Regions from separate parts of the Mus musculus genome. Here all the other regions are linked to region 3. Evidence: chromatin loops called from intact Hi-C (ENCODE). Cell type or tissue: left cerebral cortex. All regions are shown on one strand. Links, peaks and the distances in the headings refer to the core of each region. The heading gives the core; the rest is flanking DNA.

What was found. Hi-C counts contacts between places; a loop is a spot of excess contacts. Peaks named below come from ENCODE experiments on the same cell type or tissue, not always from the same donor. Only the 100,000 strongest peaks of a DNase experiment are listed, where the experiment ranks them.
Region 1: a loop joins it to region 3, with 14 times the contacts of the local background. A loop is called at or near these places in 2 of 42 quality-filtered maps.
Region 2: it touches region 3 in a loop (2.0-fold over the local background); 3 of 42 quality-filtered maps call a loop at or near these places.

What each region holds. Positions count from the first base shown.
Region 1 is chr1:52,459,836-52,470,781 of GRCm38, reverse strand. It overlaps Nab1 (Ngfi-A binding protein 1), which reads left to right. Exons shown (of 8, transcript NM_008667.3): 5 at 3,803-3,892; 6 at 5,835-5,997; 7 at 8,578-8,694. Among named protein-coding and RNA genes, the nearest start is that of Gm23460, 21 kb to the right of the region's middle. In left cerebral cortex, for the core only: no CTCF peak of the experiment used is centred there; DNase peaks (open chromatin) are centred at 3,868, 4,639, 5,322 and 5,817; H3K27ac peaks cover 1,780 bases.
Region 2 is chr1:52,422,933-52,433,878 of GRCm38, reverse strand. No RefSeq gene overlaps it. Among named protein-coding and RNA genes, the nearest start is that of Gm23460, 16 kb to the left of the region's middle. In left cerebral cortex, for the core only: a CTCF peak has its summit at 4,834 (motif pointing right); no DNase peak of the experiment used is centred there.
Region 3 is chr1:52,325,595-52,336,540 of GRCm38, reverse strand. All of the region lies in intron 1 of Gm31955 (a long non-coding RNA gene), which reads right to left. Among named protein-coding and RNA genes, the nearest start is that of Gm31955, 25 kb to the right of the region's middle. In left cerebral cortex, for the core only: a CTCF peak has its summit at 7,808; DNase peaks (open chromatin) are centred at 4,390 and 4,892; H3K4me3 peaks cover 203 bases.

The sequences.
Region 1 (10,946 bases), core at 1,184-9,183, 130 kb before region 3:
TACCAATATACTAGTATCTTAGAGATGTTCTCCCTGTTGTTTATCTGTTGGATAACGAGATGCCTCGTTTCTCATTATAAACAGTGGAGCACTAACTACCCGTTTTCCAGCAAGCTTTCATGTACAAAGTTTGGAGGTCCCCACCCCAGTTTTGCAGTATTCTCATAGCTGACCATGAAGGCCCTCATGACAAGATTTGCCATCTGCATAGTTCATTTAATTCCCACAAATCTCCCTGGGCAGGCAAAGCAGGTGATGCAATCTCCATGGAAAAATTGGGAATGCTGTAAACGATGTGGTTAGCTTGCTGAGACCACACATCTGGTCCTAACACAAGAAGACTGGTTAGCTACTTCCTCGTTCATAAGCCTCTTCAAACAGTATTTAAGATATTGGGACATCTGGGGATTCTGTCAGCAGCTACACCCACAACATACTGTTGAGCTGATGGCTGCTGTAAGTCTCCAGCCCTGACTTCACTCTTTGGTCCAAAGTTACTACCCCTACTTACCAGGTTTAAGTACAGGGAAATCATTGCAGCCCTTAGAAAAAGATGTCTCTGCCTGCAATGATCCATTTTCTAGTTTCCTTTGTAATCTATGCCTGGCCCTGTAGCCTTTATTGCAGTGAGTATCCCCAACATACTCCTAGGCTACTGTTCTCCATCTTCATCACAGACATTAACCAAGTATCAGCTGTGTCTGGTATAGCCTTTCTAAAATCTGACCTGGCCGTCTTCTCTGAGAGCATCAGTGGCTTCTCTTTACCATCTATATAAAAGGAATATTTACATTGTTTAAGATAAGATTTAAATTTCATAGTATTGTGTATAAGGCCCCACAGAATCTGGCCGTGCCTGTCTAGCATCTCTGGACACTTCGTTAGGTACTCCTTACTGTAACTGTGATAAACCATGTACAGCTCATTGGTTTTGCCCTCAGGCCTTTATCTAAGCTTCTGTCTTTTCCTGTAGAACTCCTCTCAGCTTCTTGTTCTCTTTCGAGAGCTTTCCCAGTGTTCCAGGTCTCGGATCGATGGCCTCTATGGGCTGATGGCCTCTATGGGTTGTTTGTCAGGGTGCAGCATGCCTTTCCTGGCTGCTGCTGTAGCCCCAGGTGCTTTCACCGAAATATCCCCCTACCAGTATTCCCAGCATCTCCTTGCTGGTTAGAGTTTTATGTATATAGCTCCCACTCATCCTTGGAGAGCTATACTGTGTATATATTCCTCAAACATTCTTTTCCTCTGTATAACAAAGGGACGGGCAAGTCACCCATTCTGATCCATTTTATGTTCCCTAAACGTGGTAGAGTTGGGGCTGAACTTTCTAAATGGGAGAAATATTTTTTGTGGGTAATTCTTATGTACCAAGCACTGAGGTAAGTATTTTCTTTGCACTATTTTCTTTCCCTAAAAATGCCTGTATAAATGAGCCTCATGGCTGCTATAGTGTCCCTCTTACAAATGGGACAGTCTATACCCAGGGAGAAAATGATGTGTTCAGCACCCCAGGATTAGCAATAGGAACAGACTTCAGATTACAAAGTTGTAGTCAGTTCTCATGAAAAATAGCTATTATTCCTAGCCAAGTTTCAGAAGTATCTTCATGTTAGGGCTGTATGCATTGAGCTTAGGCTTGGAGCTGGTGTCTATAGCTGTAGAACAGGGGAAACAAGCATTGTTTGTGAGGGGTAAGTAGAAAATGTCTGTGAAACAGGAACCAGTACAGTTTGGGCTTCTGAACACCAGCAGTGCGGTTGTTGGGCAGTCTGCTTGATGCTTGGCCCAAGTGTACTTGTTTGAGCTTAAAGGAAGGTTTGCTTGAGTGGAGGCTGGAGTTGTAGGAGTTAAAAAAAAAGTCTTAGAAGAAAACTGGAGTAACCAGAAGAATGATGTGCTCATGCTCTTATAGAAAGTTGGCTCTAGCTCACCTACTGATTACAGTCTATGCATCCCTATTCATCAGTGCAGGGGCTAGAAAGGCAAGTGTCTTCACTACTAAGAAAGGACAGTTGGAGATGAAGGTGCATGACACGGTCTCACAGTGTCAGAGCTATTTACGTTTTACTTCCAATCATGTTGTTTCATGTCTGACTTCAAACAACAGATAATTGTGGTTCTGGTGCCTTTAATCCCAGCCCTCAGGAGCCAAGGCAGAAAGGTTGAGAGTTCAAGGCCAAGGCTGAGCTACAACCTGGACTAGCCTGGCCTGTAAAATGACACCATCTCAAAACTTTAAAACTTTTAATTAAAAATAGATGACTAGATGTTATTTAGGAAATTGATTTTGTAGACTAAATATTTGAAAGCATGGCATGCAAAGACCATAACGGGAGACTGTTTTGAGCCAATATCTTATATCACAAATAAAATAAAACATTTTATTATATCACCACATCTTTTTTCTACTAGATTACTGTAATGGGTTTTTACATTCTTAACCCTGTGTTAAAGGCATGTAGCTTATCCCACAAAGAAAAAGCTGCATTGGTAATAAGGATTTCTCTAAGGAGACCCTAGTGGCCTCCTCTTAAGGCTTCCTTACTAAAGCCATCATAGTTGCCTGTAGCTTTATATAGAGCAGCCTTTTATATAACAGCAAATAAGCAGTTAAAAAAGAACTTAAAATTAATGGTGGGTAGGTTGCCCACCATCGTGTTCCATACATATTGGATGCATGACTGTTCTCACTTTGCAGCTGTCATGTGATAAGCCCATGATCTCATCATCTGTTCCCAGTTGGTCCTCTCAGCAGCTCAGAAAGATTCTCTTGGCTTTACCTTCCCCCCAAAGACACTAACTTGGGAAGACAGGTACTGTAGGCCATTGTAGGCTCATCCTGACAAAGGGGACTCACAGGAAGTACTGGGAAGTTCAAGTTGGGTGGCAATTTAATTTTTTCTTTTACTTTAGGTCTTTACCAGACAGATTATAAACAAGCAATAAAAAACATGGCAATATGGCTACTTACTGAATTACTAAAACTCCCTTTTGGACTTTAGAGCAGTACAAATCATGGTACTGCACAAGCTTATAAAACGGTCACATATAAACCAGAGGGTAATATACAAGCTTATGCAACGGCAATATATTAACTTTTGCATGTCAAAAAAATTTAACAAAAAAAATATTTTTAAAAGCCCAACAGTTCCCAGTCCCAGCATTGAAAGTTACGCTGGATGAAGCCCATAACCCATCCAAACAAGGCCTTTAACCTCTGGTTCTTAACCTGTGGCTCAGATAGCCTGCATGCCACATGCTTTCTAAGATTCAGAACTGTAGCAAAATTACAGTTGTGAAGTATCAGCAACATGCTTGTACCGTTGAGGACCACTGCAACAACGTTAGACAGCAAAGGTGGCTTCCTGGTGGAGGGTTCTGCCTCTTGATGCTTTTTGTGCTGGATAGTCAAAACTATTGAAAGATGCTATTTTCATGGAAATACTTCAGTGCTTTTCGTAAAGCTAGAAGTAGGAGAAGGCTCCAAGTGTCTGGTGTGAGCATGTGAGCTGGTTCAGCAGGTGAGTGGGGGGTGGGGGGCGGTGAGGTGAGTGTGTGTGAGGGGGTGCTGGTTGGAACTCTTGTCTCTGTGGTCATAAAGTCTGCTTGCCAGTGCTGGTGCTAGAGAGCATCAGATTTCCAATCTTGTTCATTTGCAGTTTTACTATAGAAAATAAGACACGGTGGCTTCGAAGACTGAAATGCAATATTCTACATTAAGATCTCAGATTATTTACTACTCAGGGCAGAGGGTTGTCTTTGCTTTGTGTGCTAACAAAGTCTGAATCTCCGGGCCCCACAGGATGGATTTCCCGACTTCCAGGAATCTGTGCCAACACTCTTCCAGCAGGCCAGAGCCAAGAGCGAGGAGCTTGCAGGGCTCGGTTCACAGGTAAGGCACCTGCCGTGACTGTCATGGGAATAGCTATAGGTTGGGGGTAGGTGGGTGCTTCAGCTAGCTTCCACTTGATGTTTGTGAGGATACAGTTTGTTTCTGCTTGTTGTTAAATGTCTTCTGGTCCTCAGCTTTATCTGTCTGATGGCAGGAACATCTTGGTTTCATTTGGCTCATGAACAGAATCTGATAAGCTGTTACTTACTCTCTGTAGTTCTGTAGGAAGTGACACATTCTTTGAGTATCAGGGAAAACAGCCATTTTGGTACAACTCTTAGGTAAAATAGCACAAGATCTCAATAACATATCGTCAACATTGCTACTCTTACCCCATTTAAAGCATTACTGAACAATTGTTAAATTAGTGTGTAGCTTTGGATAATTTTATTAATTTCTGTGTATATGTCAGGGGGTGCATGCTTGTGTGGGTGCACAAGGGTGCTGGTAGGTGTACTCATGTGTGCACCTGTTTATAGAGGCCAGACGGAAGCCTTGGGTGTGGTTCCTCAGGGTCCACCCACCTTGATTTTTTTGAGACAGGGCTCTTGTTAGCCTTGTTCTTATTTGTTCTTCTAGCTGGCTGCAGAGCCCCAGGAACCCAGCTGGATCTGCTCCCCACTACTGGAGTCATGGCGCATACCTCCCAGCTCAGTTCTTCATGCTGGAGTCATGGCGCATACCTCCCAGCTCAGTTCTTCATGTGGGTGCTGGGATTTGAATTTGGTTTCTCAGGCTTCTACAGCCAGTACTGTGTGCTACAATAGCTATCCTCCTACCCCAAAATCTTAGTCAATTTTTAACTATGTATGTGCTCAGAAGTGGACATTTCCAAAGTCCGTGTGTGAATGTCCCTTTTAGACAGAACTGCAGACCTGTTTGCAGGCCCGTTTAGTATTGCCAAACCTTGCTACTATGTTTCCCTCCCAGAATGGCCTGTTGAAATGTCCCCAGTTAACTTGCCAAAATGAAGTTGTTACCTTTGATCTGGTTTGTACATGTCTAGAAAAGTAATAAGGGTATTTCTTCTGTTTTTTAATCCATTATGTGTTCCATCTATTGATTTTTAAAATTGTGAATCATGACTTTTGTAACCAATTTTACATAGTGGCATTCTTATAGTACTTTTATATAACATGATAATGAATCATATCTGCATTTTGACTATTACTTCATTGGCAAATGTCATATAGACACACTGCTTTGAATATCACATGCAAGTAATTTAAAGCAGAACACAGAAAAGGAGCCTCTAAAACACGTGCAGAGGTGACCTCATATGTCACACAGCAGCCTTCTGTTTCAAACATGTCCATCTATGCGTGGTTTGGAAATGCTGCTTCACTCTGGGATGGAGGCAGAGATCCTTGCTGGCAGGGATGCCTCTCTGCATAATTTGCATTGTTTAATTTTGGTGGGAGGTGTGTTTGTCTTGTTCTTCTAGACAAGCATTTTACACCTTTTCTCCTCCAAGCAGGCTGTCATCATAGCAGAATCTGGGTAGCGCCAAATCCTAAAATAAGATGCCAGGATTTCACCCTGTGCTCAAAGCAGTTGACAGCAGATGTTGCTGCTGCTCTTAGGCTCTTTTTTTCCATCTTCTTTCTTTCTTGATTTCTTTTCTTTTTTTCTATTTTAGAAAGAAGGGGAAATCCTTTAAAGGACTCAGAACCTTGGGAAACAAAGTGAAGCTTACATTGGCTTTGAGTTTACATAGAGTTCTCTTTATGGGACTGAAAGGAAACCTTTTGAACAAACCTGGTGTCTTACATGACACAAGCATGCATTCATAGTTATGGAGGCAGATATACATCCACAGGAAGTGTGAGCTCCTTTTAATAAATACTAAATGCATTCGCTGGTGTCTCAAATTAGCAGCATCAGGCCATGAAGAAATCTAGAATGCTTTAGTTATTGCTTTTATCTTTGCTTTACTCACTAGCAGGCTGAAAAGGGGATGGCGAAGCAGATGGAGCTCCTGTGTGCCCAGGCCGGGTATGAGAGGCTGCAGCAGGAGAGGAGACTCACGGCCGGGCTCTACAGGCAGAGCTCCGGCGAGCAGAGCCCTGATGGCGGCCTGCCTTCTGATAGCTCTGATGGACAAGGTGAGCCTCTGCAGTGACTGGCCACTTGCCTCTCAAAGAGAAGTGGGGAGAATGGATTCCTTTATGTCTTGAAGGGATCATATCTGCAGAAATCCATTTTCACTAGTCCCTTTTCAGAGGAAAGTGGTCATCCTGCATCCTGTATATTTTAATTTCTAAAAGTCCTTACGTTTTATTATTCCTGTACTGTAGCTTGCGCATGTGTAGAGGCTTGGTCAGGACAGGGATGTGCGAATACAGCCCATTTCCCCTAAGAAACAGATTCCGTCAAAGATGCTGCTTTGCTGATAGCACCTGTTTCCTTGTGGTGCTAGGATTGAACCCAGGGCCTTCCACTGAAGTACACCCTCACCTTTTCCAAACGACAGAAACATCGTTCTTTAAATTTCAAAAATCAATTTGTCTAAAATGTATATTTGTTTCCTAACACAAGTCTGTGTTAGAAAGCTGAGTCATGAGTGTTTTTACTACTCTGAAAAAAAAAATGTTTTTGGCTTTTCTCCTGTCTTCAGTATGAAGAAAACCCCATGTCATTGTCATCCACTCATTGAAAAGGTTTTTTGAAGTGTTTTCTATATGCCAGGCAGGCCTCCAAGGCCAGAAGGCAGAGCAGTGCAAAAGACATCCTTGCTTATGCACAGCTTAGCTTCAAGTAGCGAGGAATGGTGTGTAGCCCTGTAAATCGGTCCTTAGCTTCAATATCAGTAAATAGTATACTGAAGGATATTGTCTTATTTTATGTATTATTTACTTTCTAGTAAGTGCTTAGTATTGTTAATAATTTCTTTCACCAAGTAAGAGTCCATCTTTTAAAACATGATTTAAGTTCATAACTTAACCTGTTAAAAAGTAACAGGTTTTGATGTGGTATTTCATGCAGTATTTTCCTCCCTCCAACAGCCCCTTTCTTGTAACACATACCATATTACACTCTCTCCCTTCACCCTCCATAAAATCCCTTCTTCCTATCATCCCCTTTCTGGTTTCATCACACACACACACACACACACACACACACACACACACACACACACACACACACACACATATATGCGTGTGCAGTGTGCGCGTGTGTGCATCTAGGTTCAACATACAAAAGAAACTGTGGAGTTGATCTCTCAGTTTGGCTTACCTCACTTAATGTAATATGATTCCCAACCTATCTGCTTCCCTGTGTTATCATTTTACTTTTCTTTCTGGCTGGCTGAATAAAACTCCCCCATGCACCTGTACCTCGTGTTCTTTATCTGCTCTTCTGCTGGTGGACATCTGGGCCTGATGATATATCTTGGCTGTTGAGGAGTGCAGTGATAAGCGGATCGCGCACATCTCTGTTGTAGGGTCTCCAGAACACTGCAGGCATGTATGCAGGCGTGGTAGAGCTGGGCTGCATGGAGGTTGTTTTTAGTTTTCTGTGAGCCCTCCATACTGGTTTCCAAGGTGGCTGTACCAGTGTTCACTGTCACCAGCAGTAAGCCGAGAATTCTTGCCCTGTGTCCTCTCTGGCACTTGCAGGCTCAATGATAGCCACTCCGACTAGAGCGATGTGGAAATTTAATTTTAATTTGCATTTGCATGATAGCTGAGATGTTGAGCCATTTCCCAGATATTCAGGAAGTGTGTATGTGTGTATATTTCTTCTTTGCCATTTGTGTATATTTCTACCTTGGCATTTCATTAGTTCAGTTATTAATGGAAGGTGAGAGGAGAGGTTTTTGTGACTGATTTCTGCACTCCTTTATATGTCATGGATGCTAATCCTGTCTGACATGTATTGGCAAAGATTTTTTTTTCCAATTCAAATAAGAATACCTCGTTAGTAAGCATTCTCTAGCCATGAAATGAAATGTCACCTTCGATCACAACACCAGAGTAAAACAAAGATTTCCTTTCTAACACTTGACAGAAACGTTGTAGCTGAGGTCTTCTTTAGCTTCTCTGACCCTTCTTAGTGGCTAAGAATTAACATATAAGAAAAGACAATTATGAACAACTTGATGGTGATTAATTTATGACACTAGGATAACTTGCTGTGCGATAGTAATTTTCTGTGACAGATAATATAATATGATGTGTAACACATTTTACAGTATTTGTACTAATTATTTTTTCATGGATTATGTTTTTTTTAAAAAAATAACTATAATTGGCCTAAAGCATTCTCTGCCTATCTACTATTAAATGTGTGGTGAGTTGATAGCATGCCCTAGTATATGATTATTAAGAAAATGTCTTACAGAGGAGCTGTATAACTCGGCATTAGAAGGCTTCTAGAAATGTCCATCTCTTGTTCTGTTCATCTTAGTTCTTAAGTATCCCTCAACAGTTTGTATATGCCAGGTACTAACATTAATGGCATGCCATTTTCCTCCTAAGTTATTATTTTAAATGTCATTTCCTGGCTATTATAAATGCCGCAGAGCTTCTTAATTCTTCTCATTCTCAGTAAGGTGTGTACTGGCAACTTGTGAATGTTTATCTATAAAATCAAACAGAAACCAAACAACAAAAATCACAGGGACTGTTTAAAATGTTACTTTGTTTTCTTTTTCTTTTTCTTTCTTTCTTCCATTTCCTTAGGAGAAAGACCTTTGAATCTCCGAATTCCGAGTGTGCAGAACCGACAGCCCCATCATTTTGTGGTGGATGGGGAGCTGAGTAGGCTTTACTCCAGTGAGGCCAAGTCCCACTCCTCAGGTGAGACTGCAGACTGCAACCAGGGAAAACCTGAACAGCATTCCCTTAGCCCTGCTTTCCCACTTCTGTCCCCACTGAACTGTGTCACTTGTCAGTTCCCCTTGGGAATTTTAGATTGCTAAAATGTTAGCCAGCCTCTTTGAGAATCATAATAGTATAAGGAATGTCTGGGAAGAGTTGTAAAGGTTAAAGTGACTTGACTAGCTATGGATTTTGACCTGCAGTTAGGTTAAGCTGAGTGGTTATGCTGAGGGGGACTAGCTTTTCTGACAGTGCTGTGGTGTGTCACCGGCATGTTCTGCATCTGTCCTTGTGCTGAGAGAGCCCTGAGTACCAGGACCTGACTTTTTGCACAGGTGCATTTTAGGGTGAGGTTGATGTCTGGAATGATAGGCACATCTGGGTACTCTAGTAAAATGAGTCAGATAGCGGTAGATAGTGGCTGCCAGCACCATCGAGGCGAGTCTGGTATCACTCAGTCTCCGAATAAAAAAAGTAGCTCTAGGAATCACTTGGTCAGAGTCGCTGATTTTCTAGATGGGAAAGCTGAGATAGGACAGTTCCCTGGGTTTGTACGTTCAGCCAGGGGGAACCTGTCTTTATAGCTGTTGTCCATTGAGGACCTGCTGTGAAGTTTATCCAGAGAGTCTGTGACTTTATGTTCATGCTCCTAGGAGCAGATGCTAAAAAGCCTGATGTCCTAAGTAATGTTGTGCACCTTGACCACCTGGCCACTGTTTCACACTGACTGTCAAAGAAGTTGAGGATGGAATTACCCTAACATGATAGCAAATTGGTCCCATATCTTGAGCAACATGAAAAGCCAACCCCTTCTTTAAAGTTCTTAACAAACTCACATGTTCCCTACAAACCCAGATTGCTTTGAAGTCTTTACGTAAAAGAAATAGCGCAATTGCATTGGTCATCTTTGTCTCACCCTGGTGATACACGTGGTATGGCTGCTACACGGAGCTTTAGTTAGGCTGGGGTTTTACATAGAACGGAACAAAGGGATTCCTAAGGGAGAGCTTTGGCTTTTTGTTAAGATTTCATTTCAGTTGTTTTTTTTTTTTTTGAGAGTTTTACACAGTATACTTTGATCATACTTCTCTCCTCCCACAGCCTCCCCCAGATGCCACCCAAACCTCATTACTCACCCAACTTCTCTTAAAAAAAAAAAAAAAAAAGGAATAGGACTGGAGAGATGGCTCAGTGGTTAAGAGCACTAACTGCTCTTTCAGAGGCCCTGAGTTGAATTCTGAGCTTCTACATGGTGGCTCACAACTAACAACAACAGTGTGCTCACATATATAAAATAAATAAATCTTTTTTTAAAAAAAAAAAAAGAATAAAGCAAAACAAAAGCATTCCCCCCAGATCCCAAAAACAGAACCATAAAATTCAATTCGTGTTAGCCAGTGCCTCCAGAACATGGGGCCTGTCCTGGACACGGCAGTTGATAAGTACCCAGTATCAGTCCATTGAGAAATACTTTCTTAAAAAAAAAAAAAAGAGTAGAAATAACACAGTTTCCATGCAGCAAGAGCCTAGACTTGACAAAGGAATCCCTGCTTCTCACAGATGCGTACGTAAAGTGAATACCTCACAGGGTGGTTTTTGTAAACAAGAAAGTATGAGTTGTATGATGGGTAAAAATTAAAGTATTGTGGCTGTTTTCTTACTCCTAAGTGCACTTTTAAATCCCTTTTTTATATAGAGAGGGTTCTTGCATATATTGACCCACCTACATTCAAGCTAAGAGCACTGGTTCCCTTTCTATAGCCCTTTCAAGGTGTGTGTGTGTGTGTGTGTGTGTGTTGTAATGTCCATATTTTTGCATGTATGTAAAGTATAATATATATTATTGAAATAACTATTCATAAAACTCCATGGAACCATTATTTATGAAAGTAACCTTTATTCCCACTTATCCCAATTTTGTATGCCATGGCTAGAGGAACTTTTAGAAATTGTTTTATATTTAAAATTGAAGATGTATTCCTGTTTCAATTTAATGATAAATATTTTAGCTATTAACATTTGTATGTTTGATTCTATATACTTAACACAGTTAACTAAGCATTTTTGGAAAGGTCTCTCTGGAGACTGGAGACTGGAGAGATGACTCAGTAATTAAGAGCGCTGACTCCTCTTCCTGAGTACCTGGGTTCAATTCCCAGGATCCACATGGCAGCTCACCACTGTCTGCTATTCTACCTCCAGGGTTCCAATACTTTCATGCAGGCAAAACT
Region 2 (10,946 bases), core at 1,188-9,187, 97 kb before region 3:
AATGGCCTTCCTGTGGTAGTTGCTGCTGGAAACTGTTAAAGGAAAGATTTAGCCCTCTCAAACCTACTGCAGAACCCAGTATAATTTTAGAGATATACTTTTTTATACTCCTAAGTTCAATTTTATACTCCTCTTAAGAAAAGGCCTGCTTGGCTTGTACAACCACTCTGGAAATCAGTCTGGTGGTTCCTCAGAAAATTGGACATAGTACTACCGGAGGATCCCGCAATACCTCTCCTGGGCATATATCCAGAAGATGTCCCAACCAGTAAGAAGGACACATGCTCCACTATGTTCATAGCAGCCTTATTTATAATAGCCAGAAGCTGGAAAGAACCCAGATGCCCCTCAACAGAGGAATGGATACAGAAAATGTGGTACATTTACACAATGGAGTACTACTCAGCTATTTAAAAGAATGAATTTATGAAATTCCTAGCCAAATGGATGGACCTGGAGGGCATCATCCTGAGTGAGGTAACACATTCACAAAGGAACTCACACAATATGTACTCACTGATAAGTGGATTTTAGCCCAAAACCTAGGATACCCAAGATATAAGATACACTTTGCTAAACACATGAAACTCAAGAAGAATGAAGACCGAAGTGTGGACAATATGCCCCTCCTTAGAATTGGGAACAAAACACCCATGGAAGGAGTTACAGAGACAAAGTTTGGAGCTGAGACGAAAGGATGGACCATCTAGAGACTGCCATATCCAGGGATCCACCCCATAATCAGCTTCCAAACGCTGACACCATTCCATACACTAGCAAGATTTTGTTGAAAGGACCCAGATGTAGCTGTCTCTTGTGAGACTATGCCGGGGCCTAGCAAACACAGAAGTGGATGCTCACAGTCAGCTAATGGATGGATCACAGGGCTCCCAATGGAGGAGCTAGAGAAAGTACCCAAGGAGCTAAAGGGATCTGCAACCCTTTAGGTGGAACAACATTATGAACTAACCAGTACCCCGGAGCTCTTGACTCTAGCTGCATATGTATCAAAAGATGGCCTAGTCGGCCATCACTGGAAAGAGAGGCCCATTGGACACGCAAACTGTATATGCCCCAGTACAGGGGAACGCCAGGGCCAAAAAAATGGGAATGGGTGGGTAGGGAAGTGGGGGGGAGGGTATGGGGGACTTTTGTGATAGCATTGGAAATGTAATTGAGGAAAATATGTAATAAAAAATATTTAAAAAAAAGAAAAGAAAAGGCCTGCTTGCCTATTTTAGAAAAAAGAAAAAAACTTGTATTGATTCTTTGTGGATTTCACACCACACACTCCAACGCACTCATCTTCCCATGCCTTTGTATCCACCCTCTGCCCTTTCAGCTTACACCTCCACCTGAATGCCTGCCACCAACAGAAAATAAAATAAGATAGAAAAAAAATCTTGTCACGGAAGCTGTAGTGTGTCACAGTTTGTCCCACAGTATACCCTTTGTCCAGACTTCTTTACGTGCAAATGTTCATTGCAGTGAGCCATTGGTCTGGTTCAAGGTCTCTGGTTTCTACTACACTATCAATACTGGATGCTCACTCAATACCCTGTTGTTGTTCTGTGTAATGGTGATCCTGCAGCTTTGGATCTGTAGGATCAGGCCCTTCACGTGCTCCAGCAGTTCATAGACAGATCAGATGTTGGTGTGGGTCAACTCAATGCCCTGAATCTGGGCCCTACCTGGGCCTGAGAGGTAGCTGAGTTGGTCAGCCTGCCAGCTCTCCTGTGCCTGCAAAGTCAGGGTGAGTGTTGTGGATGAGCCTGGTGCAGTTTGTATGCTAATTCCACTCTCCTGGGAGGGGCTTCGGATAAGGAGTGAGTCACATGTATTCAGAAGACTTCTTGTGAACCAATCCCCTAACGAGTGAAGGAGCCAATCACTGGGTGAATAGGAGGGACCTCCGGGTTGGACGGAGGAAGAGAGGAAGGAGAGAGGTCCTTTTTGACAGGGATAGCGTGAGGACAAGATGTAATTATGAGTGTCTCCCAGTTTCAGTGGTCGATCCGTCAGGATTCGCCACTGGAGGATTTTGATTTAATAAGGCTTACTTATTGATTAGGATTTGAGTTTTGTACCCAGCAAAACGATTTACCATGGTTTCTGAGCTAAGTCTGTGTGGCATTTTCCTTCACGTGGCTGTTCGACTGAGTTCAAGAGAGAAAGGTATGGTGGCAGAGTGTGGGTTTACCAGGTGTGCACCACAAAGGCTGGGGAGGGGTGGGGGGCATTGCCGGCCAGTGCATGGCCAGCAGGCTGCCGAAGCAGAGAGTTACCGGCACAAGCGCTGGAACGAGCCATTTCATTTTTAATATTTTCTGCAACAGGTGAGTGCTACAGCATTGCTCTGGCTAGCTCACCCAGAGCCACAGCCTACAAGAAGGGTCAGCTCTCCTGCTTTCATACCTTTGGGCCCGCTCACCCATATCTTCTCCACTAGGACTAGCCCTAGTGTGCTGCCCAAGTGAAGTGCAGGGCTCATTCTCCTGAGTGTTGCAGCCAGGAAAAGGCAGGACCAACTCACCTGCCTGCCACAGGCCCTGAGGGGTGAGGTGAGGGAAAGAGAGCATCTCTCGCTTACTTACACCACTCCACAGGAGATGAGGGTGGGGCCAGCTTTCCAACACTCATGCCCTCAGGTTGGACCATGTGCACTGCTGCCACCAGGGACAGCTCAATTCTTCTGACCAGTCAAGCTTTCTCTAAGGGACAGTTAGTGAGGGGTCCTGCTTGCCTATTTTTACGTTTTGCTGGAGTCCTCAGCAAAAAAGAACTCAAGATGAAGCTTGGCAAGCAAATCTGATAGACCTATATCAATTATAGTTTGGAATGCTTATCTCAATGTGAGGCAGAAAGAATTCTACATAACACAAATAGAACATGTATATAATTGAATAATCTAAACCTTTTTAAAAATTCTATTAATTTAATTATGTTAGCATTTCAAATATGATCTTTTTCATTATAATACAACAGCCACACTGAATGTTCTTAAAACAGGAAGTAGAGAAACCAACCATGATTTTTTCAGTTTCAAAGCGACCACCTGCAAGCTCACGTGATTTTTACTCTCCTCATCATGAGTCTCTCTCTCTCTCTCTCCCTCTCTCTCACACACACACACACACACATGATTTTATTTTATGTGTATTTCATTTGCCCATATGCATGTATGTATGTGTACCAGGTGCACACATGATGTCCTCAAAGGCCAGAAGAAGTCAGATCCCTATAACTGGACTTACAGATGGCTATGAGCTATTGTGTGGGTGTTGGGAAGTGAACTCCAATGCGCTACAAAAGCATCGAGTGTTCTTAATCACTAAGCCATGTATGTATGTGGCTAGAATGGAAAAAGAATTAAAAAGACTGATAAAGGTTTGTTATACCCCTTTAGTTGATAGGGTTTTTTTTTAAACCCCCCTGAAGTTGAAGCAGCAGAGGCTGGGACCACAGTGGTGGGTGGTGAAGGAAGGGAGTTTGCAGAGCAGACACTCATCACAGTGGCTGTGGGAAGTGACCAAAAAGCTGAACTTCACTTTCAGGCAGTGTCTCCAGTCAGCAAACCTTCTGCAAAAGACAGATAAGAGATGAGTCGCAGTGAGAGAATTTGGGGAATTCTCCAACAGCATCTTATACTGGTTGTCCACTGATCTCCATCTTGGACTAAATAAAAAAGCTTTAAGCTTAGAGGGAAAACTTCCTCTGATGTTTCCTCTACCAAGTCTGAAACTGAATGGAGAGAAAGTGGACAGGAGGAAGGAGGTGGGGGTGGGATACAGGGAAGGGCAAACGAAATATGAAAAGAACAGAAAGCACCATGGGCAGGCAGGAGTTTTCCCAGGGTTTGTATGTTTGTAAAATGCCGCTTACAGTCTGGATGAACAAGAGAATCAAGTGAAGATGAGGACATTTAACTTGGAGAAAAGAAACCTTAAGAACCAGGGTCTTCAAAAGTCAGAATGGAAGGCCATAAAGCGCTCATCTCCTAGTAAAATCAGACACATATCCAATTTTAGAGCAAACAATTGTCGTCTGGTCCGATTCTCCCTTGGGGTAGCCGGGGACCATTGCACACAAGACTGGACTAGAGGGTAAGGAGCTTAGCCCAGTGTGGAAGAGTGCAGTCAGGATCGTGGTTGGCTGCGAGTGCTTGAGCAAAGAACGCATACCTGGGAACAGCTTCAGAGAATGAGTTTGGTTCATTGAGAGAGCAAAGGCCATTTAAATCTTTTAGAGGGTGAGTAGGGGCTATAGGAGAGAGTGTATATCATTGGCTCTGGCCAGGGTGCTGGGCATGCCTCATTTGCATAGGGAGGGATTCCAGGTGCTGCTAGACATGACCTTATAAGGAGAAAGGAAGTTTAACCTGGCTATTGGCTAGGTGACCGCCTCTGATGAGGCAAAGATTACAAGCAACTGTGTTGCTTGTAATGGAGGATGCAGGCCCAGGGCAGGGGGGAAGCTATCTTACTCCTGCTGACCTTAGGATGAAATTTTGGGATTTACATACACCTCACCCCCAACTTTTGCTCCATTATAACCTTAGTGGGAACTTTCACCACAACATTGTTATGCACTGTACAGCTGTATTAAATGACATGGACTAGCATCTCCTTAAAGGTTGTTTTATTAAAGATTTATTTATTGATTGTATTATATGAGTACACTGTAGCTGTAGAGATGGTTGTGAGCCTTCATGTGGTTGTTGGGAATTAAATATTTTAGGACCTCTGCTCACTTTGGTTGGCCCCGCTTGCTCCGACCCAAAGATTTATTTATTATTATAAATAAGTACAATGTAGCTGTCTTCAGACACACCAGAAGAGGGCGTCAGATCCCATGTGGTTGACTGCTCTTCTGAAAAACCTGAGTTCAAATCCTTAAGAGTTGTTAAAGATTGGCTGCTCTGGTCTCCCTAAGCAGACAGAGGCTGAGAGGGGACAACAACTCTAGAAAGACATCTACATCCTTGGCTACTGCACAGTGATGAGGTATTTTCCTGGTCCCTTACGGTCTGGTCATATGTCTCATCTGACAGGTAAAGAAGGGACTTGCAATCAAAGGCAAAACAGAAAGGTGAGCATGCTGCATCTTCTGTACCTCACACTGAGCTTTTGGTGATAGAGATGTGATTTACCACGATCAACGAGGCCTGTCTCATTGTATGCCAAAATGGACCCTCTTAGCAAAACCCAACTAATAGGCAAGATTTGAAGCAGATGGGGACAGCTATGAAATATCAAGTCCCCAATGGGACTTTAGGAAAATTCACATAGGTATAAGTGAGGATGCCAGGGTTTGCATATCTGCCACAGAGAAGGCACAACAACTGGATAGTAATGGCCAGAGAGGCCACATTCTATCAGGAACGTAAGAAAAGCCCCTCTCTCCCTCTCCTTCTCCTCTCTCTCGCCCTGACTTGTCCCTCTTCTCAGTCTCCATGCAGAGCTGGGGTATAGGCAACATGTCCCATTTGCATTGGAGCAAGAATGAAGTTTTAAAGTGAACTAGACTGGATTGGGCTCTCTATCCTTGGAGAGTAGCCAGCACTCTAGCTGCCAAACAAAGCTGCTCTTAGGGACACAGAGGAGAAGTTGTAAACATGACAGAGTTGAAGGTGAGTGATTGTAGAAAAAAAAAAAAAAAAAAAGAGCTCATGTTGTGTTTGTACTTCCTGTGGGGAAGGGTTGCTCAGTAAGCCAGATGTGGTAGCCACTATTTCATCAGCAACAAACTGACAACAGGCAAGTCTGACCATGGATCTCAGGGGAGCCATTGGTGTGATGAATCACTGCAAAGCCTAAGGTGGAGGGATTCCCTTAGGCTGAGTTTGCCCATCAGCCACAGAGGTCAGTCCAGGGACAAGTCTGGGAACCTGGAGTCATCTTGATGAGTGCCCTAGGAAGGGAGACTCCTGGGGCCCTGGGATACTTCCTTCTGGAGAGGAATGGCCCAGGGTCACCAATGACAGATATTCTGTTTTTCTCTTTTCTTTCATACATTCTCACCTTTTCGAGGAATTTGATCAACACCCCAGCATCTTAAAGAGAATGAGGGTGTACTGGCTAGTTTTATGTCAACTTGACACAGCTGGAGTTATCACAGAGAAAGGAGCTTCAGTTGAGGAAATGCCTCCATGACATCCAGCCGTAAGGCATTTTCTCAATTAGTGATCAAGGGGAAAAGGCCCCTTGTGGGTGGTGCCATCTCTGGGCTGGTAGTCTTGGGTTCTATAAGAGAGCAAGCTGAGCAAGCCAGAGGCAAGCCAATAAAGAACATCCCTCCATGGCCTCTGCATCAGCTCCTGCTTCCTGACCTGCTTGAGTTCCAGTCCTGACTTCTTTGGTGATGAACAGTAGCATGGAAGTGTGAGCCAAATCAACCCTTTCCTCCCCATCTTGCTTCTTGGTCGTGATGTTTGTGCAGGAATAGAAACCCTGACTAAGACAGAGGGGGAAGAGTATCACCTATGGATACCATCTGAGAGGATCGTGGCCTGGTAGTGATGATCTCATAATACTCATTACATCATCCGGGACCCATTCTTGAGAGCACATACAAGAGTGTGCTAAGAAAGTCCCAAGACTGTTAAGCATAATAAAGGCCACTGGGATTGCAGTGGGAACTAACTTTTGTTCACAGAATCAATATATGGTCAAGGCATTATTGCTTTAATCACAGTTTAATGATCATCCAAAAATGGAGCAAACTCCTTGTCACAATGGTTGTTAAAGGATAAACATTTTCCTTTTAGGGATTTTTTTCAAAGGTGTTCTTTTATTGTTCTTCTTTAATTATATATATTTTTGAGATATAATACAATTATATCATTTCTCCCTTCCCTTTCCTCCCTCAAAATGCTAGCATAGACCCACTTCCTTACTGTCTTGCAAAATTTCATGGCCTCTTTTTTCACTAATTGTTGTGCCATGCATTTGGGAGATGTATTTATAAGTATAAATACTTTGCTCAATTTGTATAATGATATCTGTATGTACATTTTAAGGCTGATCAATTTGATATTGGACAATCAACTGGTGTGCTTTTCCCTAGGGTGGATTTTTTTCTCCAGCTCTCAGCATTCCTTAGATCTTTGTGTAGGTTGAAGCCTCTTCTGCCTTCCCCATCAAAGTTGAAATGCCCATTGGCATTGTCCATGTACAGCTCAGGTTTAGGTAGTCATGTTGATGAGATTGTATTGGTTTTTGAGATCAAAATCCTCAAAGAACTAATTAGACGACAGCATCTCACAAAAAAAAAAAGCCTCCCTGACCCTCTGGCTCTTAGAATCTTTTGGCCTCTTCTTCCCCAATGTTCCCTGAGCCTTAAGAGTGGGAATTGTGTAGATGTGTCTATTGGGGCAGAGCTTGACAACTCTACATTTTTATTGGTGTAGTTTTCTATAACAGTCTCCATCAGTTGCCAAGTGAAGGTTGCTTGATAAATGAGGACTGCACTTATCTGTCTGTGGGTATAAAGACAAATATTTGGCATGTAGTTAAAGATTATGCAGTTTTAGTAAAATAGTGGTTGTTGGTTTGCCTTCAAGATCCACCAAGCCCTGGGGAATCGGCTACATGTCCCAGTACTAGAAATGATTTCCCTCTTGTTGAGTAAGTCTTAAGTCCAATTAGGGAGCTGTTGGTTACCATCAAGGTACACATGCCATGCTGTATCCTTAGCATTATTGTAGAATGGTTAGACGCTGATATGGTTCATAGACATCATAGATGAGTAGGGCTATTGATTGTTCCTTTCCTTTGGAATTTTCCATGGCGCCTTCTGGTGCCCAATGTGATGGAACAAGTCTGGTGGAACAGGTTGACACAGAATGATTCAGTGGATGCTAATAAGCATGATATGGGAGGGGCACATGACTTGGTTGGACAATGGGAGTAAAATGGGGGGAGTCACCAAGGAAAGCTGTACAGGGGATGTGCAAAAAGTTAAAAATGATGTACAGGAGCAAAGGAAAGGTGGGAACATTCAAGGGTGAGTGTCAGGAAGCTGAAATTCAAGACAAAATAGCCCTACATGATTCTCACAGAGGTAACTTTTAAAGTATTCATAGAGTAGTTGAGTCACAGCATGGCCAGCTCATTCTGTCAAGAGCCTACATAGACATCGGTGGTGGAGAAGACTCTAAGCCTGTGAACATAATGTACAAGATACAAGGCAAACATGATGGTAGGCCTGAAGACATCAGGGGAGCTTGAGCCAGGGGCAGCAGGGATGTTTGCAGAATGGTTTATTGAGAGCAGCTCTCAAAATCCATGGTTTCTGCAGTGTAGCATCCAGATAATGAGTAGCTACACTGACGGTTGGGAGATTTGGTGTTAGAATAGGTGGCAAGGTTCATGGGCATCAGTGGAAAATACCAATACTTAAAGGCAAAGAGCCATTAGAGCTCCAGGAATCTTTAATTCTGCCAATAACCAGGCTCTCCTGCCTGGTGAAATGAATGCATTATAAAATGCTCTAATATCACTACACGGAAACTCATTTTCTCATTAAACGTTGCTATTTTACTTGGCTCTTTATAAACACATTTCCAGGGTGTTACAATTGAAGCCTGTGATTTTTTTCTAATAGTACAGATTCAGCATCTCATATTTGTTATGTTTGAACAGAATGTTTAGTTATCACTCTGTCACCCCATAACCTGGTGCGATGAAAACTTGTGAGACCAGTTTGTTGCTTCACCAGCAAAAGTTTGCTTGAGTTACTAAGGCTCAGATCTGTATGACCATAAGAAACAAGACCCACCCAGGTTTAAGGACACAGCTGAGCTGCCTAACTAGCTTGGAACTCTGAGATCAGCCACCAGACATCATCCTGGGCATGGTCACAGTCTCAAGACAATTCCACCAGTGTCTTGCATGCTCTCTTGAAACACCTTCCTAGTGTACAAAGCACAGATGACACCAATCAGAACAAAGTGACAGTAGACAGAGCATGTGTGAGCATGTTAGCATTTTCCCCTTGAATAACTGCCAGTGTGGAAGTCAGGACCTCTAAGCCCTAGGACCTGATCTCTTCTACTATTCTTTTGTGCAAAAGAAAACAAAGATTCCATAAATGGCAATATTACTTTTATGTAACCTCAGATTTTAAACATTATAGTTTTGCCTTCTTTCCAATAAGACAGCATTGAGTTGAACTGAAAGACAGGTCTTGATCACTAGCAAAGGCATGTGTTAGGAATTGCAGCTTATCTTTGATGACTGTACTGTAGATGTTTCTTCATTTAATTTTAGTTTTAGTTTCAGTGCAACTTTGTGACCTCTAGGAAAGAGACTGTTTGAAGCTCTACAGAGTATATATGTATATATATTTGGGCATAGGGATTTTATTGTATTCAATGTCTCACAGCTATATTGCTTTCCTCCCACTTGCTTGGAAAGGTTAGTCAATCTCAACTCCATCATAGGAGAAGTTTACTTATTCATAGCTTTGAAACAAACTGTTTCAAGTCACAACTAGAACAATTTTATGGTTGGACTACATACGGTTAAAAAACATTGAGGGACTTTGGGAGGGCCAGAGTGTGGTGCCAGCCACTCCTGGTCTCTCTCAAGCGGACAAGCATCTCTTGCAAACATGAATCTTGTACTTCTGAGTTTCTGGGGTTTCTTAACAGCAGATGACAGAAGTGCTGGCTTTGCTAGACACTAACTTCCTGATAAAAGGCCTTTGCTTTAAAAGCCAGATCTTCAAGTTGTGATTCCCATCACTGACCATCAGAGGAATGTGTTTCTGACCAACAGGGCCTGTTAGAATGAACAAGAAGGGATAGACCTTTTCTTTAGTGCCTGGCCACTCAGGAGGAACACATCTGCTGGAACTTAGAATTTCTCAAGTGGTGAGACTGTTCTTCACCAAACGTCTCTAAGCATGTTCTGATATTCCCAAAGGCCCTCTGTCCTTAAGCAACATTTCTTGGAAACTTGGAAAGAAAGCTCTCATTATTTGTTCTTTCAGGAAGTGATTAATGATATTTCCAAAATCAACAGTATCTCTTAACAGCAAAATATTGAAATTCCCAAAGCAGTAGTTACAGACCCTCACAATCCTGTTCATTAAGGTTATGTGTTAGCGGCCTTTCACTAGTGATTCTGGAAACAATGTGAATACTTTCAAACTTTCAAGTACTTTAATTATAAGATGTTATCCGGCATCTGTGAAGCATACCCAAGGCCCTGGCTCTATCTTCTGGGAGAGGGGCATGCTGATGCAGAGATGTGTGAGCAGTCAAAAGAAGAGAACAGGAGAACAGAATCCCAAGAGCTCAGCCTGCCCCTACTGCCCAACGGCAGCAGGAACCTGGGTCCCACTTGGATGGAAGCTTCATTTCTCAATAATTGTAATACTTCTTCTGGAATTTGCATGACATCAAAAGACCTGAGGATTTTTTAAAGTTTGTTTTATTTTTACTTTATGTGTGTTGACTTTTGCTGGCATGTACCATGTATCTATAGTGCCCATGGAGACCAGAAGAGGGAGTTGGATCCCCTGGAACTGGAAATACAGACAATTGTGAGCTACCATGTGGGTGCTGGGAATCAAATCCAAGTCCTCTCGAAGAACAGCCAGTGCTCTAAACTGCTGAGTCATCTCTCCAGCCCTGACTCAATGCTTACTAAAGATACATGAAGGATGTGGTTGAAGCAAAGTGATGTTTGAGTATCATTGCATTTAACTACTTAGAAGCTTCCATTCTCATCCAAAAGTGAGGATGCTGCCCCTGGCGAACAGATTCCCTTGCATGGATTGAAGCAATCTAATAAAAAGTTTCCCCAAGTGGCTGTGAGAGAGACCAGGATTCAGGCAAATGCCTGTGGTTAGTGAAGCTTCTCATACCATCTCCTGAAAAACAGTCATGGCTGTTCTCATGACTCCTAGATGCCAAGGTGCTTCAAAAATATGATGCTCTG
Region 3 (10,946 bases), core at 879-8,878:
TCCATCCTGTGAGAGGTGCACAGAAGCTCAAAGGGCTGGATAAAGTTCCTTGGGGCAAGGAATCCTTTACTCTCTTCAAAGAGAAATGTCTCCAAAGTCCCCCAGGGTGCTGGAAAAACCTGTGTAGTGGCAGGAATTACTGTGTTTGCCTAAGGCTTGGGTCCTGGACAATTTTGTTTTTCAGTTTTTGAAAAAGTCAGATTTACGAAGATTTCATACACATACAGTGAATTTGCACTTTCTCCAGGAAGGTTTTGGTGAAGACTGACCGGGGGGTGGGGTGGGGTGGGGGGCTCTTAACCATCCATGCTGGGAAGACACAGCACTTCCTGGCTCCCCCAAACTTCTACCTCCCCCCTTTTGACCTTATCCCCTTACGGCTATAGTTTTAATGTCTGTCCCTCAGTTCTAGAGCATCGCATAAACAGAGTGTAAGAGAACAAAGCCATTTCTGTCTAATATCTTGGCTTTAGCATGATATAAAACCAGGCTCTCAAAGCTTTAGTTTCAATGCCATCATTCCTGGCAAAGTCATCTTTCCTTCTAATCTAAGGCTAAGAAGACACACATCAGTGTTCTTACTTAACAAGGCTCACTGAAGTATGGCAGTAGTCTCTGAATTGAACCTAAAGAGTTATGAGTAATTATTTCTTCAGGTATCTATTTTGATGGACTTGCTCAGGCAACTTTCACAGCATAAATAACCATAGTATTATTGATGTACACATAGTAGTGTACACAAATACTGTCCTGTTGATTAGCACTTAGAAATATGTAATCCATTCTAATAAATAAAGTATTTATAGACCTATATTGTTGCTTTAAGGGACATGAAAGACTAATTTAAAAGATGGTACATGGCAGTGTATATGCACATATGGAATTTTAGGCAAGCTGAGGCAAGCGTTCAGGAGTTTAAGGCTGGCCCAGACTATATAACAAGACCTTGCCTCAAAAAAACAAGGGTTTCAGATGTTGCTTAGTGGTACAAAACTTAAATAGCATGGACAAGGGTCTGGTTCTGATGAGATCACACACTCAAAAAAAGAACAATATATAATTCAATTATAGGATGTGGGTGCTGAAAGGAGCCCTGACATCTAGTCTACCACCACAGAATTTCACCCTCTGGGATGGGTTTTAAGACTATCCAGTCTTCCTGTGTTTTACTTTTGAACAAAATCTGAATTGTTCCATTTTACCAATGAAGACTTGGTAGCTAGACACTGGGTTGAAATCCTGTTCGCTCAGAGAGGTAGAAGAAGGACCCAGTTGACCTTCCTCCTCACCCAGTATCCTAAAAGGAACCTCCCTCTCTAATGCCATCTCAAAAGCCACCTCTAAATGAATGTCCCTCCCTTCTACTTCCTGTCAGTTTCTCTATTTGTCCTCCTGACCCCCTCTTACTCTCTATGGCTTTTTTCCTCTGTTCATTCCCTATCAACTGGTTGCTTGTTCTGCCTCTTGACCTATGGTTGACTTTACTTAATCCTGTTTACAATATTCAAGCAGAAAGCTCTTGAATTAAATGTATGTGCTAAAGCTGAGCCATACCACAACTAAAAACAAGTTTTTAAAGTTAATAACACAATCTCAGGGTTCACAGTGTGAGCAAGTATCCTGCAACACCTAGGGTTTTAAATCATTATTTTCCCTTGGGTAGCATGCTGTAAACCAAACAGACAAGTTCTAAAGTACATGAAGATAGCTGGTGACAGGAACCTGAGGGCAGCTGGCGAGAGGACAATGCTGCTCCTCCATGGGCATTTAAATGGAAAAGATGAGTATCACAAATCCATGTACGTGGCTTGACTCACTCCTGAGATGTCTTTTCTGGAGTAGCCTTCCAAAGCATCCAGCTAGCAGAAAGGAAAAAAAAATACTCCTAAGACTTCCTTCTTGCCAATTCCATGTAGCCCTGCCTTCCAATTGCCCACACAGCTTCCCTTTGCTCTATGGTTTCTTAACCTCTCACTTCTTTCTTTAACGCACTCCTGTTGGACAGGCAGAAGTGGCAGGGGGTTAAAGGGACTCTTCTATAAGAAATTTTAACCTTAATAGGTAGAAATTTGCATGATGAGCAGTTGTGACTTTCTGTAATGGTCTCTGTTTGCAGCAAAGAGAAGCTTCTTTGGTGCAGGGTACACTTATCTGTGGGTACAAATATTAAGTATTTAGACTGTCGTTAGGAACTGTGCTGGTTAGAAAACCAGCAGTAATAAGCTCTCCTATAAGGCCCATGACCTCACTAGCCCTGAGTGGTCAGCTAGGTCTCTAGCACCAGGCATGATTTCCTCCTGTTGAGTTGATCTTGGGTCCAATTTGACAGCTTTTGGTTACTGCCTGGATATGTGTGCCATTACTGTATCTTTAGAGATGTCTTGCCATGATGGTCATTGTTGTAGTTCATAGAAATCACAACCAGATAGGACTATAGATTGTTTTCCTTCCTTGACAACTTTGAGTACTTTCTGATACTTTATAAGCTAGGCCACAGGAAGGAGGCTTTCAGGTCAGATACAGCTCAAATATTCTAATCCTTGTGCCTTGTAACTACAACAATGGGGACTTACCTTCAACCTGTAAGAGGCTACAATGGACAACAGTAATATTGTTTGGAGAGTCTCTTGAACTACTCTAATCAATACAATGGAAGTTTCTCATACCAGGTGCTGGGTGTTTTGTTATGTAATCTATGGCTCTTGTGGAGTACATCGTCAGCCCAAATGGCATATATGTGTGTGTGTACAAGTGTATATGTGAAATTATAGATATATGTGTATATATGTATATATATATTTATATGTACATATAAATATATGAATCACTATGTGTATTGATTTGGATAGGAATGGTCATAGGCTCATATATTTAAATGCATGGTGGTGCTAGAGATTAGGAGGTGTGGCCTTGGTGGAGAAAGTATGTCACTGGGGGTGGACTTTGGGGTTTGGAAAGCTCAAGGCAGACCCAGTGTTCCTCTCTAGTTCCTGCTGACTACTGATCCAAATGTCAAACTCTCAGCTCCTTGCCTGCGTGCCTCCATGCTCCCCACCCTTAGGAGAATGGACTAAACCTATGAAAGTGTAAGCCAGCCCCAATCAAATGCTTTCCTTTGTAAGAGTTGTGGTCATAGTGTCTCTTCACAGCAATGGAGCAGTGACTAAGGCTAACACACACACACACACACACACACACACACACACACACACTTAGGTAAATATGGTATGATTCTGTGAGAATTTATCACACATCCTTAGAGTTATTTGCCTCTTCTTTCTCCCTCTCTTCCTGTCGTTAGCTCTCCCTGCCCGTTTTTTCCATTTGTCCTTCACCGCACCTGCTACTCCCCTCTGTAACCTCACCAGATTCAATGGTCGCTGTTTTAAGTTCCCTGGTCTCTCTGGTCGCTGCACGCCATGCATTCACATCTGAAGATCTGAAGCTGGGAAACGCCACTGAGAGGGAATGTTCAGTGTTTTTGTTTTTGTTTTTGTTTTCTGGATTTCAGACCAGTTTTTAGTTACATATCTAGAAAGGCCACAGTCTAGAAGGCTGTATCACATGTGATATGTTTTCTTTGCATATGTAGTTCATACACGTTCGTGCTAGGTCTTAGCATCTCATAAAACAAAGGCTCGTGAAAGATAGGTTACATTCCTTTCTGGCCAGTCGGTTTTAGATTCCATGCTTCTCAATGAAGCCCCACAGTTGCCTGTGTGTATCAAAGCCTTGGCACGAGGGTGAGCAGGTATAGTACCTGTCTTGGGCAGGGGAGAAGACACTGATTTCCCAGTGCCCCGCCCCACCAAGAGGCAATATCTGAGCCTCTTTAAGAGGCAAGAGAGGTTCTGGAGACTACACAATATTATGACATTTCCTCCATATTCTTATGCCTTAAAAGAAAAAGGGACCTTTTTAAGCCAACAGGGAGCCGAGTGGAAATGGGATAAAAATTATGGGAATAAGTGGGGGAATATCGTTTCTGACATTAGGCTTTGAGTAAAGCAGCTGAGGCCAGGTGAGTGCACTAGTTCCCACAGCAGGAGCATCTTCTTAGTGTGTCCTGGGCCATTTTTTGACAACCTTTCTGAGACACACTGAAAGGACTGGTCCTTCTTTCTATCCTTTCTGATACAGAGCCACTCTGTAAATATGAATTCCTGAGTGTTTGTGACTAGTCTGAAGATGATTTTTGAAAGAACAACAAGCAAATGATTAGTGAATCAGGCTGCTCCCGCCGCGCCCACCTCTTCTGCTTCTGATATAATTACAGTGAGTCTGGGTTACGCGTATGTGAACATCTTCTGCTGTTGATTGTCAGGCAATCAAAGAGCATTCCTCGCCCCCACTCAGACCCGTAATTTAGAAGCTTCTTTGCAGTGACACTCGATGCAGCTTAATTATAATGTTCTTCCCTCCAAAAGCTATTTAAAGGATCTGGAAGCCGTGCGTTTCAGTCCTATCGTTATGAACAACTGAGAAATCCGTGTGTGGCTGATACTCCCTTGAAATTTGATAACTTGCACATGACTTTTAACAGCACTGCTATGTACTGTATGGGATGAGTATTATTTTTAAATAAGCATTTCTTTCAATGAAAGCATGTTCCAGTGTAGCTTTACAGTTTCAAAGTTGTCCTCTCCCATACATACCTTCAGAAAGAAAGCCAGTCAGATTTCACAGCCATGTACGGTCTGTTTTCAGAACTTTTTTTTTTTTTAAATGGAATTCTCAAACCCAAATGGGTAGGTGTTTGAATTCAGTGCTGAAATAAAGAAATGCTTTTTCTGGATACATTCTCTTCTTTGCTGGCAGTGACTGGTACCAACTTGCTCTTAATTATCTCCATTCAATGCTAGTCATAACCGCCTGCCTACTCCACACTCAGACAGCCCTGCCCACAGGCTCCTCCCAGCCCCCTCAGGCTGAGTCATCTGCCTCTGTTCTCTCGTCCCCTCCAGTCTCCCCACTACTGTCCCCTCCCCGCTGTATTTCCCTGTTTTACTTCCTTGCCCTTTTCAGAGGGACACTCTCAAACTGCCAAAGCTTCTTTTTCTGTTCTCAGTATTGTGCGTGCTTGAAAATCTGGAAAAAAAAAACCAAAACACAATTCTCGGGAAATGTTCTTCCAGCTTGTGCTTCAAACTCACTGGCACCCATATTTATTAAACTTGTGTTTTAAGAAGAGTCAACTTTGCCCAGATAGAGTTGTCTCTTGTGAGACTATGCCAGGGCGTAGCAAACACAGAAGTGGATGCTCACAGTCAACTATTGGATGGATCACAGGGCCCCCAATGGAGGAGCTAGAGAAAGTACCCAAGGAGCTAAAGGGATCTGCAACCCTATAGGTGGAACAACATTATGAACTAACCAGTACCCCGGAGCTCGTGTCTCTAGCTGCATATGTATCAAAAGATGGCCTAATAAGCCATCACTGGAAAGAGAGGCCCATTGGACTTGCAAACTTTATATGCCCCAGTACAGGGGAACGCCAGGGCCAAAAAGGGGGAGTGGGTGGGTAGGGGAGTGGGGGGGAGTGTATGGGGGACTTTTGGGTTAGCATTGGAAATGTAAATGAGGAAAATACCTAATTAAAAAAAATGGACCACCAAAAAAAAAAAAAGAAGAAGAAGAAGAGTCAACTTTGAGAAACTGGAAATTCTTCATGTTCACTCAAACATGCAAATATGAAAAGGTGTTATTAGGGAGCTCCCATGCAGGTAATGAAGAGCAGGCCCAGGTCGTGCCTGGCAGCACCCAGATTACAGCAACCCGCCCCCTGCTTTCATAACTGGCTTTGAAATGTTGGAGCTAAATCCGGATTAGCCTCCAGACACTGCTTCCTTAGGCCTAAGGCTGACCGAAGGCTCCTGGACCATGTAGAAGGCTAGAAGCTCCGAACCCTGGAAACCCGTGCCTATCCTTGCTCAGCTCAACCTACAGCACAGGCATGAAGACTCTTGCCACATTCTCTGTGCTTCCTTGCTTTATCTAGCATCTTTAGAAAGCATCTGTGAAGGTCAATTTCTTCCTGTGTTCAGGGCAAATCAGTCCTCACTAGGTTCTGTGCAGTAGAGATTAGCTGTCACAACGGTACTCAGTGAGCAGCTCCAGTTATCCCTGCCTTGACACTGCACAGGCCAAGGAGTCGTTCCTCTACAATCCCATCAGAGGGGGTTTCTTGGAGAAGTGGAACCTCTCCTTTCCCTTTTATCATTTGGTTAAGCCTCATAACAATACCCACAGAAAGGCATCATTTTCTCCATCTGACAAATAGGGAAACTGAGGTTCAGAAAAGGCATCACAAACTTAAAGTCAAATCATGGAAACTGAGGCTTCCACTCACCTAGCACCAAACACTGACCAAGCCTTTAGCTGCCTCCAGTCAGTCTCACTATCCTACCCCCACCCCCCACCCCCACCCCAGTGCTGCTGTTATTTGAGTATTGATAACATTAGGGATGGTTTTCTTCCATAACAGAGACATAGGGTTTTCAGTTTCTTTTGTACTTTTTTCCCCTGCTGTTTGAACCTGCTGTTGTATTCGTTTGGTGGCAAGGCCACCTCTACCCCACAAAACAAGTCAACAGGTCCTAATTCCAACGGGTCTACTGGGGATTGTTGTGCCCTATCCCAACCACTCCAACCAAGCTCAGGATATGTATGCTGCTCAATTCTACTTTACTCAGAATGAGGGAATCTGCTTTTAAACAAAGACCAACTTATGTTGCTAACCTATGCCTCAGAAATTAGACGATGAAAACTGGAAGACTGTCACCACTTTAGATTCAGTGGGACTTGGGAGAACAAAATGGGTAAATGAGGCAGACTAAAGCCTCACACATTAGTCAACTTATTCAGAGTCTCGGAAGACATATACTCTGAAGGTTAAGAAAAGTCGAATTAGTAGAGTTCTCCTGAGTTTGAGCTGTCTATAATTACAAGGAAAAGCCAGCCACACATGGAAAAAGCAAATTTTTTCATAGAGGAACATAAATACATTTAATTTAATAACATCAGTGGGCAATAATGAGTAATCTAAAGCAAACTCACTTTTGTCCACAACACCTGGACACCATATTCCAAGAGCAATTTCTTGTTTTTGAAAAAACTGAGGCCACAAGACTTTTCTTTACTTGGAGTGTTCTCCCAAGCATTCAGAATTCTCCTCACAGGACTCTATTCTTGGGCCATATCCAGACTGCATTCTCATTCCTGGAAAATGGATGGAACAGGTGTCTTTATGGTTTGAATATTTCTATCAAAACCCACACTGCAACCTAATCACCATTGCGGAACACTCAAGAGGTAGGAACCTACATGAATATAAGATCCATGATTAAATGAAGCTTTATGGTTTGGGGACTTAATATAATAGGACTATGGCCTGCAAAGAAGAGGAAACATCTGTGCTGTGTAAAAGGATCACTGTGGGCTCAGAACCCTTAAGACCAAGTTCTCAGCACAAAGAATATTTATTTGCCCCAGAGGGAATAAGAGACAAGGGCAGGGAATAAGAGACAAAGACAGGAGATAGAGGATGAGGGGCAAGAAGAAGAGAACAAGAGAGAAGGGCAGGGGTATTTGTTTCAGAGAAGGAGACCAAGGACTACCTCTGGATAGGAAGGAGACAGACATGACCCATAGCAAAATGGTAGTTTACAAGGTAAAAGGAGAAACCCAATGTTAGGATGAGGTGTTTAATTTTAATTGGGCATGTTAACTAGGGTAGCCAAAGGGGATTTCAATTGCTAGACTTCAATACTTTGATACCTGGACCTTGATAGTCAGCCTCAGAAGGCTAAATGAGGGAACACACCCTGGTGGCTAATTGCAGGAATGCAATCTAATGGTTTTTAACAAAGCAGAGGAAATGGGGAGAAGGACAAGGCCTGCCAGAGCAGTGCTTGCCATACTTGGGCTGGCTAGAGACCCTTCCCTGTGGTCCTGTCCTACCATGTAGAGTCCCCAGTCAATCAATCAATCACTTCTCATCCATCAGAACTCATAAGCCAAGTAAACTCATCTTCATTAAAGACTTCCCAGAGGAGGGATAGGAGAGGCATACAGGTAGATATGATCAAAACACACTGCGTACCTCTACAAAATTCTCAAAGAATGAATAAAAATACCATTTCAAAAGATTACTCTATCTATAGTATCCAGTTATAGGAATAGACAAGCTTCTTTCAATTCTTCAATTTTACGGATTTCTAGCTATGTTAAATCAACAAAAATATATTGAGTACCTATCACATATCAAGTATTGGGTGTGAAATGGGGGGGGTGTACAGATGTGACTCAGTTCATCTCTCAAACAACTCATTCTATAGCAAGAGAGAAGGGGGCTAGAAGATGGTGAGATCTTATTAAAAATTTAAATTAGAATAAAACATTTTTTAAAATCAAAGTATGTCACACATATAGAGTGATTAGTAATGGCCAGTTGGTTGGTTAAGTGACACACCAACTGAGCTTGAGGTCAACTTGAGGGATGAACTAAAATGCCCAGCCAAGAAGCAAAGGGCTTTCTAGATAGAAGGAACACAATCTCTGGCTAAGCAGAGAGAACATGACGGGAGCTGTAATAGTGGGGAAGGACTCACAGGTCTGCTGGCAGCCATTTATCAGTTCTTAGTCAGCAAGCATCAAGACAACGATGGAGACACAGTTTGGGAACCCTGAGCTCATGTTTAAGAATGATCATGGCTGTTTTGTTCCCATTTCTAAGAAAGGGTAAAGTGTCCACACTTTGGTCTTCGTTCTTCTTGAATTTCATGCGTTTGGCAAGTTGTATCTTATATCTTGGGTATCCTAAGTTTCTGGGCTAATATCCACTTATTAGTGAGTACATATTGTGCGAGTTACAGAGACAAAATTTGGAGCTGTGACGAAAGGATGGACCATCTAGTGATTGCCATATGCAGGGATCCATCCCATAATCAGCTTCCAAACGCTGACACCATTGCATACACTAGCAAGATTTTGTTGAAAGGACCCAGATATAGCTCTCTCTTGTGAGACTATGCCGGGGCCTAGCAAACACAGAAGTGGATGCTCACAGTCAGCTATTGGATGGGTCACAGGGCCCCCAATGGAGGGGCTAGAGAAAGCACCCAAGGAGCTAAAGGGATCTGCAACCCTATAGGCGGAACAACAATATGAACTAACCAGTACCCCGGAGCTCTTGACTCTAGCTGCATATATATCAAAAGATGGCTTAGTCGGCCATCACTGGAAAGAGAGGCCCATTGGACACGCAAACTTTATATGCCCCAGTACAGGGGAACGCCAGGGCCAAAAAGGGGGAGTGGGTGGGTAGGGGAGTGGGGGTGGGTGGGTATGGGGGACTTTTGGTATAGCATTGGAAATGTAAATGAGCTAAATACCTAATAAAAAATGGAAAAAAAAACAAAACAAAACAAAATAAAGAATGATCATGGCTATCTCCTAAAGCCTCTCTTTAGCTTGAAGATGGCCTTTGCTTGTGCCTGTGTACCTAGTGTCTGCTCTGCTGATAAGCATCATTCTTACTGGGTTTTGTCCTATTCTTATGGCCTCATTATTTAATCTTCATTACCTCTGTAAAGTTTCCATGTCGGCATTAAGTCACACCGTTAGGGGTAGGCCTTCCACATATGGATCTGATGAACCACAGCTCCTGTGCTGTTGGAAAGCAAGCCAGAATAGCTACCCCAACTCTGGTGGCCTTGTCTCAGTTGCCTTACCCACAAGACAGTCATTAGACTTCGCTCAGATCACTAAGGGCTCAGATGTGGGTTTGCTCTTGGTTCGTTCTGTGGGGCTGAGCTTGGTGCCTTGACCGCGTGAGATCTGTCACTGCTGCAGATTCGGGATTTGCATTCATCCCTTGCCAGTCAGCTAGTTTGTTTGTGTTATTATTCTGTGGTATATTTTGGGTTGTTGACTTTGTTTTCTTATATTTGCTTGTTTGTTTTTTGTAGAGAGCTTTTGGTACCCCTTATAGAAATTTGGTGAGTACTTGTCACTGGGCTCAAGGAAGCAGGCTCAAATAAGAATATTCACATTTGGGCTAATGCAAGGATCAAGGGGAACATAGCCAAGGAAGGTGTGACTTCTCTTTTGTCTTGGTAATTCCTATAAGCACCCAGACACAGGACTTGGGCGCGTTGTTTATTCCTTTATTTGATTACTACCTGGTGTGACCTCTTTGTTCATTGCCTTGTTTAATCACTTTGTCTTTGATCTAAGAACTGACCCTATTCTCTGCTAGTACCTAGAATGGTTTAAAAGCTGGCTGGGAAAAATTGAAGCTGCTTCAGCCTCCGCACTGGCTGGAGTCATGTTTGTTTAATTGTCTTTTTCTTTTCAATCCTCACTCCTGCCCTTGGGACCCTGTTGACTGACTGAGCTGGCTTGGTCAGTTTTTGAGATAGTCTTGTGTAGTAGCCCAGACTGGCCTTGAACTTTCTATGTAGCTGGTAATGACCTTGAACTTCTGACCATCCTGCCTCTCCTTGCTGAGTGCTGGGATTACAGACATGGTACCACAACAGCTAATTTGGGCAGTATGGAGGACGAACCCACTACTCAGCACATCCCGAGCTCTGCAGTGTGGCTTGCGATGATGCCACAGTGCCCCAGACTCTTAAAGAGGTCTTACATTTGATTCACAGAACACAATATGAGAAGTCAGTGGGAACAGTTTGTCTGGTTTAGAAAGCACAGCTAACACTATGCTTTGATACTTTAACGGAATACAAGTTTTTCATCATCAGAAGATCTAAACACAAACATTCCTTATCCTTCATAATGCTAGATACACTAGGCTGCACTTTGATTTAAACTTAGTTGTCATATTTATTGAGTTTTGTGTTGCTTGCCAATAAGAACTCACAGGAAGGGAACCCATGCCGTTGAAGCCATTGTCATATGACCCCCACAGTGAGCCATGGCAAATA